2 separate regions of the Homo sapiens genome follow, and region 1 is linked to region 2. A link is a contact called in ENCODE Hi-C or POLR2A ChIA-PET data. All regions are on one chromosome and are shown on one strand. The core of a region is the stretch at or near the end of the contact, and the rest is flanking DNA. Distances in the headings are between cores, read along the strand shown. Region 1 holds the start of SPACA4 (sperm acrosome associated 4). Region 2 overlaps GRIN2D (glutamate ionotropic receptor NMDA type subunit 2D).

What was found. A loop is a pair of places that touch in the nucleus more often than their neighbours do. ChIA-PET counts read pairs that join two places held with the same protein, here RNA polymerase II (POLR2A). Pooled maps may share reads with other maps.
Region 1: a loop to region 2 is called in a pooled map, with 2.4 times the contacts of the local background. The contact joins the promoter of SPACA4 here to the enhancer-like site in region 2. A Hi-C loop is called at or near these places in 1 of 37 single-sample maps with no recorded cell type and 7 of 50 pooled maps. POLR2A ChIA-PET finds 5 or more read pairs at or near these places in 6 of 52 experiments (BJ, GM12878, HCT116 and 3 more).

The regions. Positions count from the first base shown.
Region 1 is chr19:48,602,694-48,609,049 of GRCh38, forward strand. SPACA4 (sperm acrosome associated 4) reads left to right here and starts at 4,049. Exons shown (of 1, transcript NM_133498.3): 1 at 4,049-5,021. The coding sequence starts at 4,286. The coding sequence ends at 4,660. FAM83E (family with sequence similarity 83 member E) reads right to left here. Exons shown (of 7, transcript NM_017708.4): 6 at 801-1,218.
Region 2 is chr19:48,412,368-48,418,538 of GRCh38, forward strand. It overlaps GRIN2D (glutamate ionotropic receptor NMDA type subunit 2D), which reads left to right. Exons shown (of 14, transcript NM_000836.4): 5 at 1,624-1,738; 6 at 2,006-2,217; 7 at 2,497-2,665; 8 at 3,635-3,788. Among named protein-coding and RNA genes, the nearest start is that of GRIN2D, 22 kb to the left of the region's middle. RefSeq lists enhancers at 2,021-2,742, 2,448-2,587. Within about 2 kb of position 1,697, at least 4 of the 41 ENCODE cell types and tissues checked have a DNase peak (open chromatin) inside an H3K27ac peak, as active enhancers do; they include HCT116, where a contact is called at or near this core.

The DNA of each region.
Region 1 (6,356 bases), core at 2,799-5,298, 190 kb after region 2:
AAAAAAAAAAAATATATATATATATATATATATATATATATATATATATATATATATATAGCTTTCTTTGGCCTGGGATGAGGATGTCACAAAATAAATAAATTCCACTTCAGGAATGTATTTATTTATTGTTTATTATTATTATTATTATTATTATTATTATTATTATTATTATTTTGAGACAGCCTTGCTCTGTCACCCAGGCTAGAGTGCAGTGGAACGATCTCAGCTCACTGCAACCGCCGCCTCCCTGGCTCAAACGATTCTCCTGCCTAAGCCTCCGGAGTAGCTGGGACTACAGGTGTGCACCAACACACCCAGCGAATTTTTTTGTATTTTTAGTAGAGATAGGGTTTCACTATGCTGGCCAGGCTGGTCTCGATCTCCCTGTTTCAGGAATGTATTGTTGTTGTCATTACTACTCTATTTCATTTAGCCAAGTGGATTCCTCCCCCAACCAAACTCGGAATGAGTGCCCTTGCTCTGCTCCTTCCTAGATGAGGATACCGAGGTTCAGAGAATTCAAGTCCTCGGCTTCCCCCCACCTAGTCTGTCATGCCAGGATTTGCACCCAGGGCTCTCCTGTCTCTGCCCCATGCCACCCAGCGCCCACCTGCCCAAAATGCAGCAGGCGTGCAGGAAATGAACAAACGATGCCATTATGAATTTAGGGGTGCAGGCCCTCAGGAAACGCCTGCTCTGGCTGGGAGCAGGGCCCCTGGAGCCTGGCTTGCACCACCCTGGGCAAACGCCTTCCCCTTCCTGGGCTCCATCTTCTGGCACCAGCCACAAGGTCTCACCTCGTTGTCCCCATCACTGGAGCCAGACAGCTGGGACAGGCGGCTTAGGTCCCACATGGAGCGGCTGGGCCGGGCCGGGGGGCCGCTGGGGGTCCGGGCGCGCTGCACACTCCTTAGAATGTCACTGAGTGCCGGCCCCGGGGTAGCAGGGGAGACGCGGCAGGCGGCCAGGCGGTGGGCCAGCGGGCCGTCAGGCGGCGGAGGCGACGCGGGGGCCACGGAGCGGCGGCGGGACACGCGGTGCGGGCTGCGGCCCCGCTGCAGGCCACCTATGACCGAGGGTTTCTGGGGGGGCGCAGGTGGGAGCGGGCAGGAGGCCGCGTACAGCGTCCGGAACTCAAGGCTGAAGGCGTCAACAATTTCACCAGTCAGCAGGGTCACCAGGCCTCGGTGCAGGCGTGCGTCACTCCACGTGAAGCTGGGGGTCGGGGAGTAGGGGGTCAGAGTCTCCAACCCTGAGGGCCCAGCCCGGCCCCCATCCTCAGCCAGGTCCCAGGGGAGACCGTAGGACCTCAGGCGAGTCCTGACCTCTCCAGCCTCAGCTTCCCTGTCTGTAGAATGGGCACAACTGAAGTACCTACTCGGGAGGGGTGGAGTGAAGACAGCCCAAGTTAAGACACTTATATAATCAGGGCCAGGTGTGGTGACTCACACTTTGGGAGGCTGAGGCAGGAGGGTTGCTTGAGCCCAGGAGTTTCAGACCAGCCTGGGCAACATGGTGAGACCCTATCTCTACAAAAAATCAAAAAAACTAGCCAGGTGTGGTGGCGCACACCTGTACTCCCAGCCACTTGGGAGACTGAGGCGGGAGGATCCCTTGACCCTGGGATTTTTTTTTTTTTTTTTTTTTTTGTGAGACGGAGTTTCGCTCTTTTTGCCCAGGCTGGAGTGTAGTGGCATGATCTCGGCTCACTGCAACCTCTGCCTCCTGGCTTCAAGCAATTCTCCTGCCTCAGCCTCCTGAGTAGTTGGGATTACAGGCACCTGCCGCCATGCCCGGCTAATTTTTTGTATTTTTAGTAGAGATGGGGTTTCACCACATTGGCCAGGCTGGTCTCGAACCCCTGACCTCAGGTGATCCACCCGCCTCGGCCTCCCAAAGTGCTGGGATTACAGGTGTGAGCCACCCGTGCCCGGCTGAGCCTGGGAAATTGAGGCTGCAGTGAGCCGTGATAATACCACTGCATTCCAGCCTGGGCAGCAAAGCAAGACCCTGTCCCCCTCGCCCCCCTCCCAAAAAAAAAAAAGCCAGATGCGGTGGCTCACTCCTGTAATCCCAGCACTTTGGGAGGCTGAGGCGGGCAGATCATGAGGTCAGGAGTTTGAGATCAGCCTGACCAACATGGTGAAACCCCATCTCTACTAAAAATACAGAAATTAGCTGGGTATGGTGGCACATGCCTGTAATTCCAGCTACTCAGGAGGCTGAGGCAGGAGAATTGCTTGAACCCGGGAGGTGGAGGTTGCAGTGAGCTGAAATCACACCACTGCACTCCAACCTGGGCGACAGAGCGAGACTCTGACTCAAAAAAAAAAAAAAAAAAAAAAAACTTATCTGGAATCAGACTGGAGTTTAAACCCAGGCTCTGCCTGGTCCCCACTTAGGAACACCTCAATGCCTCAGTTTTCCCCTTTGGAAAGAGACGGAATTCACTTCCGGACACTAACAGGGATTGTTTTAAGACCCAGCTGCTTCCTAGAATGACTGCCATTTAGTCAGTCCTGGCTGTGCACCAAGCTCTCCACGTTGCTGCTCCCTGCAGTGCTCATCTGCAATCTGGAGCAAAAACCTAGGAAGGCCGTGTGCAGTGGCTCATGCCTGTAATCCCAGCACTTTGGGAGGCCGAGGCAGGAGGATCACTTGAGGCTAGGAGTTTGAGACCAGCCTGGGCAACATAGCAAGACCCCATCTCTATAAAAAATTTTACAAAATTAGCCGGGCATGGTGGTGCACGCCTATAGTCCCAGCTACTCTGGAGGCTCAGGGAGGAGAATCACTTGAGCCTGGGAAGTTGAGGCTGCAGTGAGCCAAGATCGCGCCACTGCACTCCAGTCTAGGCAACAGAGCAAGATCCTATTTTTTTTTTTTTTTGAGATGGAGTCTTGCTCTATTGCCTAGGCTCAAGTGCAGTGGCACAATATTGGCTCACTGCAACCTCCACCTCCCAGGTTCAAGCCTCCCAAGTAGCTGGGATTACAGGTGCACACCACCATGCCCAGCAAATTTTTGTATTTTTAGTAGAGATGGGGTTTTACCACGTTGGCCATGCTGGTCTTGAACTCCTGAGCTCAGGTGATCCACCCGCCTCGGCCTCCCAAAGTGCTGGGATTACAGGCGTGAGCCACTGCGCCCGGCCAATTTTTTAAAATAAAAAATAAAATTAAGAAATAAATACAACATAGGAATATTCAAATGACTGAATTTGAATCAAGCCCCCTGCACGTAGCTGGCCCTGAGAGCCTGTGAGCTGTGGGGGCCGGTGCCCTAACACTTCCTGTCATCACAGTAGTTGTTATTGAAAGCACCAAGTGCCAGGCGTGGTGTGGTGGCTCACGTCTGTAATCCCAGCACTTTGGGAGGTCGAGGCGGGCAGATCACTTGAGCTCAAGAGTTCGCAACCAGCCTGGCCTACATGGTGAAACCCTGTCTCTACTAAAAATACAAAAATTAGCCAGATGTGGTTGCATGCGCCTGCAGTCCCAGCCACTCGGGAGGCTGAGTTACGAGAATCGCTTGAAGCTGGGAAGCAGAAGCTGCAGTGAGCTGAGATCACGCCACTGCACTCCAGCCTGGGTGACAGAGTGAGAGACTCCGTCTCAAAAAAATAAAAGCAAGCAAGCACTGAGCATGAATCCTGGCACACAGCAAGTGCTCAGTTAATACACCCTCTTCTTTCCCAGCCTCTTTGGAATTCAATGAACCTGGCTCTCATCCTGGCTCGGGGACCCTGGATACATCACTTTCCCCAGCCTTAGTTTACCCATCTGGAATATGGGGTCACTATGGGAGGTGTGAGGCTGAAGTCAAGCCCTTGGCGGGTGTACAGCACAGAGAATGCGGACAAGCTTGTGGCCAGCGTCCTCTGGGTTCAGGGCGTCTTCACCTTGGCAGGGATGGCAGAGCCCTCTTGCGCCCCGGCAGGTCGGCGGGGCAGGCCACCCCTTGGATTGTGACACCCACTCCTCTCACCTATGACCTCATCCCCAGAGCGGCCAGTGGGAACCCTGAGGGATCTGTGAGATCACTCATTCCATTCACAGACTCTTGTTGGGCAGCAGCCACCCGCTCACCTCCATCCCCAGGACTTAGAGGGACGCAGGGCGTTGGGAACAGAGGACACTCCAGGCGCTGACCCTGGGAGGCCAGGACCAGGGCCAAAGTCCCGTGGGCAAGAGGAGTCCTCAGAGGTCCTTCATTCAGCGGTTCCGGGAGGTCTGGGAAGCCCACGGCCTGGCTGGGGCAGGGTCAACGCCGCCAGGCCGCCATGGTCCTGTGCTGGCTGCTGCTTCTGGTGATGGCTCTGCCCCCAGGCACGACGGGCGTCAAGGACTGCGTCTTCTGTGAGCTCACCGACTCCATGCAGTGTCCTGGTACCTACATGCACTGTGGCGATGACGAGGACTGCTTCACAGGCCACGGGGTCGCCCCGGGCACTGGTCCGGTCATCAACAAAGGCTGCCTGCGAGCCACCAGCTGCGGCCTTGAGGAACCCGTCAGCTACAGGGGCGTCACCTACAGCCTCACCACCAACTGCTGCACCGGCCGCCTGTGTAACAGAGCCCCGAGCAGCCAGACAGTGGGGGCCACCACCAGCCTGGCACTGGGGCTGGGTATGCTGCTTCCTCCACGTTTGCTGTGACCAACAGGGAGGACAGGGCCTGGGACTGTTCTCCCAGATCCGCCACTCCCCATGTCCCCATGTCCTTCCCCCACTAAATGGCCAGAGAGGCCCTGGACAACCTCTTGCGGCCCTGGCTTCATCCCTTCTAAGGCTGTCCACCAGGAGCCCGGTGCTAGGGGAAGCATCCCCAGGCCTGACTGAGCGGCAGGGGAGCACGGCCCGTGGGTTTGATTGTATTACTCTGTTCCACTGGTTCTAAGACGCAGAGCTTCTCACATCTCAATCAGGATGCTTCTCTCCATTGGTAGCACTTTAGAGTCCATGAAATATGGTAAAAAATATATATATATCATAATAAATGACAGCTGATGTTCATGGAGCATTCTTTGTTTTCTTTTCTTTTTCTTTTCCTTTTTTTTTTTTTCTTTTTGTAGAGATAAGGTCCAGCTATGTTGCCCAGGGTGGTCTCGGATTCTTGGGCTCAAGTGATCCTCCCACCTCAGCCTCCCAAAGTGCTGGGATTACAGGTATGAGCCACGGCACCTGGCCAAGCCTGTCTTACGTTACGTGCCACTGAATCCTCACACCAAGCTGGGAAGGTAAACACTCTTTCAAACATTTCAAACATCCTGGTCTCAACTCCAATCATTCTCAAAGTGTGGTCCCTGGACCAGAAACAGCAGCAGCAGCAAGTGGGAACTTCCTGAAAATGCAGATTCTCAGGTCCTGTTCCAGGCACGATGAATGGCAGTGGGGTCCAAAAGCTGTGTATTGTTCTCTCTTTTTCTTTTTGAAACAGGGTTTTGCTCTGCTGCCCAGGCTGGAGTGCAGTGGTGCAATCTTGGCTCATTGCAGCCTCTACCTCCTGGGCTCAAGCAATCCTCCCACCTCAGCCTCCTGAGTAGCTGGGACTAGAAGCATGCTCCATCATGTCTAATTTTTATTTTTTTAAATTTTTGTAGAGATGGGGTCCTGCTATGTTGCCCAGGCTGGTCTTGAAGTCCTGGGCTCAAGCGATCCTCCTGCCTCAGCCTCCCAAAGTGCTGGGACTACAGACATGAACCACCACGCCTGGCCTTTTTCCGTTTTCTTTTTCTTTTCCTTTTTTTTTTTTTTTTTTATTTTTTGAGACAGAGTCTCGCTCGGTCACCCAGGCTTTAGTGCAGTGGCGCGATCTTGGCTCACTGCAACCTCCACCTCCCAGGTTCTAGCGATTCTCCTGCCTCAGCCTCCCGAGTAGCTGGGACTAGAGATGCATTCCACCAGGCCCGGCTGATTTTTTGTATTTTTAGTAGAGACAGGGTTTCCCCATGTTAATCAGGCTGGTCTGAAACTCCTGACCTCGGGTGATCCACCTGCCTCGGCCTCCCAAAGTGCTGGGATTACAGGTGTGAGCCACCACGCCCAGCCCAAAAGCTGTGTTTTAACAAGCGCTCCCAGGGATTCTGGTGCATGCACAGGGTTGAAAGCCACTGTTCCTGAGCAGTGTTCTCAGCTGGGCACCTGTGCTCCCCAGTGGGCATCTGCGCTGTCTGGAGAGGTTTTCGGTTCTCTAATTGGCAGGGAAAGTCGGGGGTATGGGGCGTGTGATGCTACTGACCTCTGCTGGGTGGAGGCTGAAGATGCCGAGGAGCCTCCCACAATGCACCCAACAGCTCCTAAAACAAAGACTTACCCAGCCCGAGCGTGGGTGCCACCCCTGTTGAGGGACCTG
Region 2 (6,171 bases), core at 447-2,946:
TTTAAAAAAAAGAAAAGAAGAAAGAGAAAGAAAAGAAAGAAAGAAAGAGAAAGAAAAGAAAGAAAGAAAGAAAGAAAGAAAGAAAGAAAGAAAGAAAGAAAGAAAGAAAGAAAGAGAGAGAAAGAAAGAGGCGGGCCAGGCCAGGCGCGGTGGCTCACGCTTGTAATCCCAGCCCTTTGGGAGGCTGAGGCGGGCGGATCACCTGAGGTCATGAGTTCGAGACCACCCTGGTCAACATGGTGAAACCCTGTCTCTACTAAAAATACAAAAAATTAGCCGGGCATGGTCGTGGGCGCCTGTAATCCCAGCTACTCGGGAGGCTGAGGCAGGAGAATTGCTTGAACCCGGGAGGCGGAGGTTGCAGTGAGCTGAGACCACACCATTGCACTCCAGCCTGGGCAACAAGAGCAAAACTCTGTCTCAAGAAACAAAAACAAAAACAAACAAAAAACCACACATTAAAAAAAAAAAAAAAAGAAAGAGGAGGGCATGGTGGCTCATGCCTGTAATCCCAACACTTTGGGAGGCTGAGGCAGGTGGATCACTGAGGCTGAGGTCAGGAGTTCTAGACCAGTCTGGCCAACATGGTGAAACCCCATCTCTACTAAAAATACAAAAATTAGCTGGACATGGTGGTGAACACCTGCAATCCCAGCTACTCAGGAGGCTGAGGCAGGAGAATTGCTTGAACCCGGGAGGCGGAGGTTGCAGTGAGCCGAGACCATACCATTGCACTCCAGCCTGGGCAACAAGAGCAAGACTCTGTCTCAAAAAACAAAAACAAAAACAAACAAAAAAACCACACATTAAAAAAAAAAAAAAAGAAAGAGGGCATGGTGGCTCATGCCTGTAATCCCAACACTTTGGGAGGCTGAGGCAGGTGGATCACTGAGGCTGAGGTCAGGAGTTCTAGACCAGTCTGGCCAACATGGTGAAACCCCATCTCTACTAAAAATACAAAAATTAGCTGGACATGGTGGTGAACACCTGCAATCCCAGCTACTCAGGAGGCTGAGGCAGGAGGATTGCTTGAACCAGGAGGCGGAGGTTGCAGTGAGCGAAGATCATGCCACTGCACTCCAGCCTGGGTGACAGAGCAAGACTCTGTCTCAAAAAACAAAACAAAAACAAAAACAAACAAAATATTAGCCAAGCATGGTGGTGCATGTCTATAATCCCAGCTACTTGGGAGGCTGAGGCAGGAGAATCACTTGAACCCAGGAAGTGGAGGTGGCAGTGAGCCAAGATCATACCACTGCACTCCAGCCTGGGAGACAGAGCAAGACTCTGTCTCAAAAAAAAAAAAAAAAAAAAAGACCAGCCTGGGAAAAATAGTGAAACCCCATCTCTACTTTAAAAAAGAAGGAAAGAAAAGGGGACTCTAGGGCCTCAACACCAAGCTGAAAGAGAGTCTGGAACCTTATCCTGGGGGGCACTGGGCAGCCAAGGGGAGGGTGCTGAGCAGGGAAGGGGTATATTCGTGTTTTTGAGACCTTGGAGGTAAAAGAAGAGAGATTCCAGCTGGGGGCTGGGGCTGGTCTGCAGAAAGGGGACTTTCTCTGCCTTCCGCTGCCAAGGTCCAGCCCAGGCCCCAGCATGTCCCCTTTCCCTCCTCCTGGGCAGGTACTTCATGAACATCACGTGGGATAACCGGGATTACTCCTTCAATGAGGACGGCTTCCTAGTGAACCCCTCCCTGGTGGTCATCTCCCTCACCAGAGACAGGACGTGGGAGGTGGTGAGTCGTAGCCCCAGACCTCAGGCATGGCAGAGGGTGTGGACTCCTGCATCCTGGCAGAGGGGGGGCTTGAGGTCGTGGACTAAGAGGGAGGAGGGGACAAGGAGCCTGGACTCCTGGGTCCTGGGATCTGAAGGTGGGAGGGGCTCCTGGGTCTTGGAAGAAGCTGCTGCCCACACACCTAGGTCTGAGGGAAGAGGATCATGGAGGCCAGGATACACCGGGAAGTCTTCCCAGGAAGCCTGACTCTCTTTCCCTTTGGCCAAGGTGGGCAGCTGGGAGCAGCAGACGCTCCGCCTCAAGTACCCGCTGTGGTCCCGCTATGGTCGCTTCCTGCAGCCAGTGGACGACACGCAGCACCTCACGGTGGCCACGCTGGAGGAAAGGCCGTTTGTCATCGTGGAGCCTGCAGACCCTATCAGCGGCACCTGCATCCGAGACTCCGTCCCCTGCCGGAGCCAGCTCAACCGAACCCACAGGTGACAGCTCGGGATCCAGGAGTTCCGGCTCCAAAACCCGCCTCCCGTGAAGCCCAGTAGTCTGGGCCCCCAGCCCCCTCCTCCCTTGGGACCCAGGACCCACAAAGCCCTCCAGCTTGGTGACCTTAGGCAAACCTCAGAATTCTTTGAGCCTGAGTTTCCCCTGAAAGCGCTAACCATAGTTTTAGCTGCCGCCTATCCCTTCCTCCATATCCTCTCTTCATGAGAGAGTCTAAGGAGGGGGTCCCCAAACTCCCCAAGCCTGGTCACTGCCCGCAGCCCTCCACCGGATGCCCCCCGCCCGGAAAAGCGCTGCTGCAAGGGTTTCTGCATCGACATTCTGAAGCGGCTGGCGCATACCATCGGCTTCAGCTACGACCTCTACCTGGTCACCAATGGCAAGCACGGAAAGAAGATCGATGGCGTCTGGAACGGCATGATCGGGGAGGTGAGGGGGCGGACGGGAGGCGGGGAATCTTCGGGGCGGAGTCGAGAGGCGGGCACAGCCGGGCGTGGTGGCTCACGCCTGTAATCCCAGCACTTTGGGAAGCCGAGGCGGGCGAATTGCCTGAGCTCAGGGGTTCGAGACCAGTTTGGGCAAAACGGTGAAACCCCGTCTCTACTAAAATGCAAAAAATTAGCCGTGCGTGGTGGCGGGCGCCTGTAATCCCAGCTACTCGGGAGGCTGAGGCAGGAGAATTGCTTGAACCCGGGAGGCGGAGGTTGCAGTAAGCGGAGATCGCGCCACTGCACTCCAGCCTGGGCACAGAGTGAGACTCAGTCTCAAAAAATAATAATAAAAAAAAAGAGGTCGGCACCCTGGGGCAGGGGCGCGGCCAAATTGAGGAAACACCTGATTGGGGCCTGGGGCGGGGTCGCGGGAGGGACATGCCTTGGAACAGGGGGCGGGGTCAGGAGGTGTCAGGGGCGGGGTTTGGAGGAGGGACTTTGGAGCAGAGGAGGCGGGGCTAGGAGGGTGGGACTCCTAGGGGAAGGGGGCAGGGCTGGGAGGAGGGACTTTGGGGCAGTGGAGGCGGGGCTAGGAGGGTGGGACTCCTAGGGGAAGGGGGCGGGGCTGGGAGGAGGGACTTTGGTACAGAGGAGGAGGGGCCAGGAGGGTGAGAATCTAGGGGAAGAGGGTGGGGCTGGGAAGATCTGGACCAAGGCCTTGAGGTCTTGCTGGGAGCAGCCGGGTAGGACGCGGGCTACCAATTCCCAATCTTGTTCCCCATTTCTCACCTCCGCCCTTCCCTGCCCCACTCTTCGTCCCCCTCCTCACCCACCTCGCAATCCCTCTTGGCCCCTTCCCTCACCCTGTCACTGGTCTGCTCCCGGGGCCCGTCTCTGCTCGCCGTCCGTGTCAGTCTGTCCGCTTGAGCCGGGTTCCCCCGCCCACTCCTCATCGCCCCCACCCCAGGTGTTCTACCAGCGCGCAGACATGGCCATCGGCTCCCTCACCATCAACGAGGAGCGCTCCGAGATCGTGGACTTCTCCGTCCCCTTCGTGGAGACCGGCATCAGCGTCATGGTGGCGCGCAGCAATGGCACGGTGTCCCCCTCGGCCTTCCTCGGTAATCTGGGGCCCTGGGACAGGGAGCTAGCCCTAGGCAAAGTAGCCGTCCCCAACCGTGTGGGCCCTGGGATCAGAAAACCTGGGTTCCCGGTATCATCGGTACTTGAACCCGCTGTGCAACTTCGGTGAAGTGACATCATTTCTGAACCTCAGTTTCCTAATCTACAAGATGGAAGAAATAATTTCCCTACCCAGAAGACATTTCATCAAGAGGCTAAAGAAGCTTGAGCTCAGGAGCCTTCTCTTGCACTGCAGCTTCCAAGCCCTGCACCTGGTTTTGTATTCATAAGGTTGAATTATTTTTTCTCAAAGAGAGCCCTCCAAATTGTGCAAGCTTCAGGCCCCACAAAACCCAAGTGTTTTCCTGTACTAGGTATGAGATGAAGAGAACAAATTAGCATGGTACCAATACCTTGTAAGCACTTAAGTCACCATCAGTGTTTACTGAGCATCTACTATGTGCCAGGTGGTGGGCTCCACACTGGGAACACAGTGGCAAATGAGGAAGACACAAATCCCTGTCCAGTAGGATCTCTCAGCCTTGTGAAGGAGGCAGAAGATAAGCTTCTACTTCTCTCTCTCTCTCTCTTTTTTTTTTTTTCAGACAGAGTCTCACTCTGTCGCCCAGGCTGGAATGCAGTGGCACCATCTCGGCTCACTGCAACCTCAACCTGCCTCTCAGGTTTAAGCGATTCTCCTGCCTCAGCCTGCCAAGTAACTGGGATCACAGGCATGCACCACCACGCCTGGCCAATTTTTGTATTTTTAGTAGAGACGGGGTTTCACCATGGTGGCCAGCCTAATCTCAAACTCCTGACCTCAGGTGATCTGCCCACCTCAGCCTCCCAAAATGCTGGAATTACAGGCGTGAGCCACTGCACCCGGACAAGGGTTTTAACTACAGAAGATGGTGTGGGGATATATAATCAGATTTAAGTTTTTAAAATATCCAGCTCTGTGTAATCCCAGCTACTCCGGAGGCTGAGGTGTAAGGATGGCTTGAACCCAGGAGGCAGAGGTTGCAGTGAGCCAAGATGGCACCACCGCACTCCAGCCTGGATGACAGAGCCAGACCCTATCTCTAAAAAAGAACAAAGAAAAAAATCCCACTCTGTGGAAGCAAGTGGCTGGTGGGGATGCTACTGCAAGGTTTATGCCAGAGACAGAGTGGGGGTGTGCAATAGGAAGGTGACAGCAGACAGATGCAGGGTGTGGTTAGAGAGCTGCCCACCAGATGGGCTGGTGGCTTTGAGATGGATTGGGTAGAGGGACCATTGCTGAGCTGGAGAAGCGTACATCGGCCAAGGGCAACAGTGCTTGTCAGTTCCCACTTGCTCTCTGAAGTGTGAGCAAAGCTCCTGGGAGAGGGGAGGGGCTGGAAGAAGAGCCATCCCTTCCTTTGTGTTTTGTTTTCTGTTTATTTCGCCCAGTGGTGTCTCCTGTGGCCTCCCCTTTGCACCAAGGTCTCTGCAGGGCACACTGAGAAGCACCACGTGGGGCCCCTGCTTGCAGGCAGCACACTGCAGAGGAGTGACAAGGTCCTATTTATGCCCCACCAAGTTGCCCAGCAGAGGTGACAGGCGTGTCCCCAGCTGCCGCAGTGACAGTCCAGGGTGCTGACCTTGCTGTGACGGGGGCAGTCCTGACAGCTCACACTTGGCCCTGGAAAGTTGAATCACCTGGTCCTAATCTCAATGAAATGGTGATTTGGGTTTATTGTTGGTGAGCTCCCAGGGGCTAAACACAGTTATCGAATGTGAGGAGGGGACACATGAATGGGAGGTTGTCTAATGGACAGGGCAGGGTGTTAACTCTAGCAGGGACACCTAGGAGACAAGGAAGAGAGGGTGTCGCTGATTCAGGCACCTGCGAGTTCTTTTTTTTTTTTTTTTTTGAGACAGAGTCTTGCTCTGTCACCCAGGCTGGAGTGCAGTGGCACGATCTCAGCTCACTGCAACCTCCACCTCCTGGGTTCAAGCAATTCTCCTGCCTCAGCCTACTGAGTAGTTGGGACTACAGGCGCCCACCACGACACCCAGCTAATTTTGTATTTTTAGTAGAGATGGGGTTTCACCATGTTGGCCAGGCTGGTCTTGAACTCCTGACCTTAGGTGATCCTCCCACCTCGGCCTCCCAAAGTACTGGGATTACAGGCGTGAACCACCACACCCAGCCACCTGTGAGTTTTGAGTAAAGCATGGGTGCTTGAGAGAGTGATCAGGACAGAAAGGAGAGTGTGACAAGGCTGAGTGGCAGGGACTTTGTCCTGGGGGTGCTAGGGAGCCTGGGGAGGGCTGTAAGCAGGGGAGGGGCCAGGTCCTCTCTGTGCTGTGTGGGGGATAGGCTGTAGGGGACAGACAGGAGCTCAGGAGGCTGGGGAA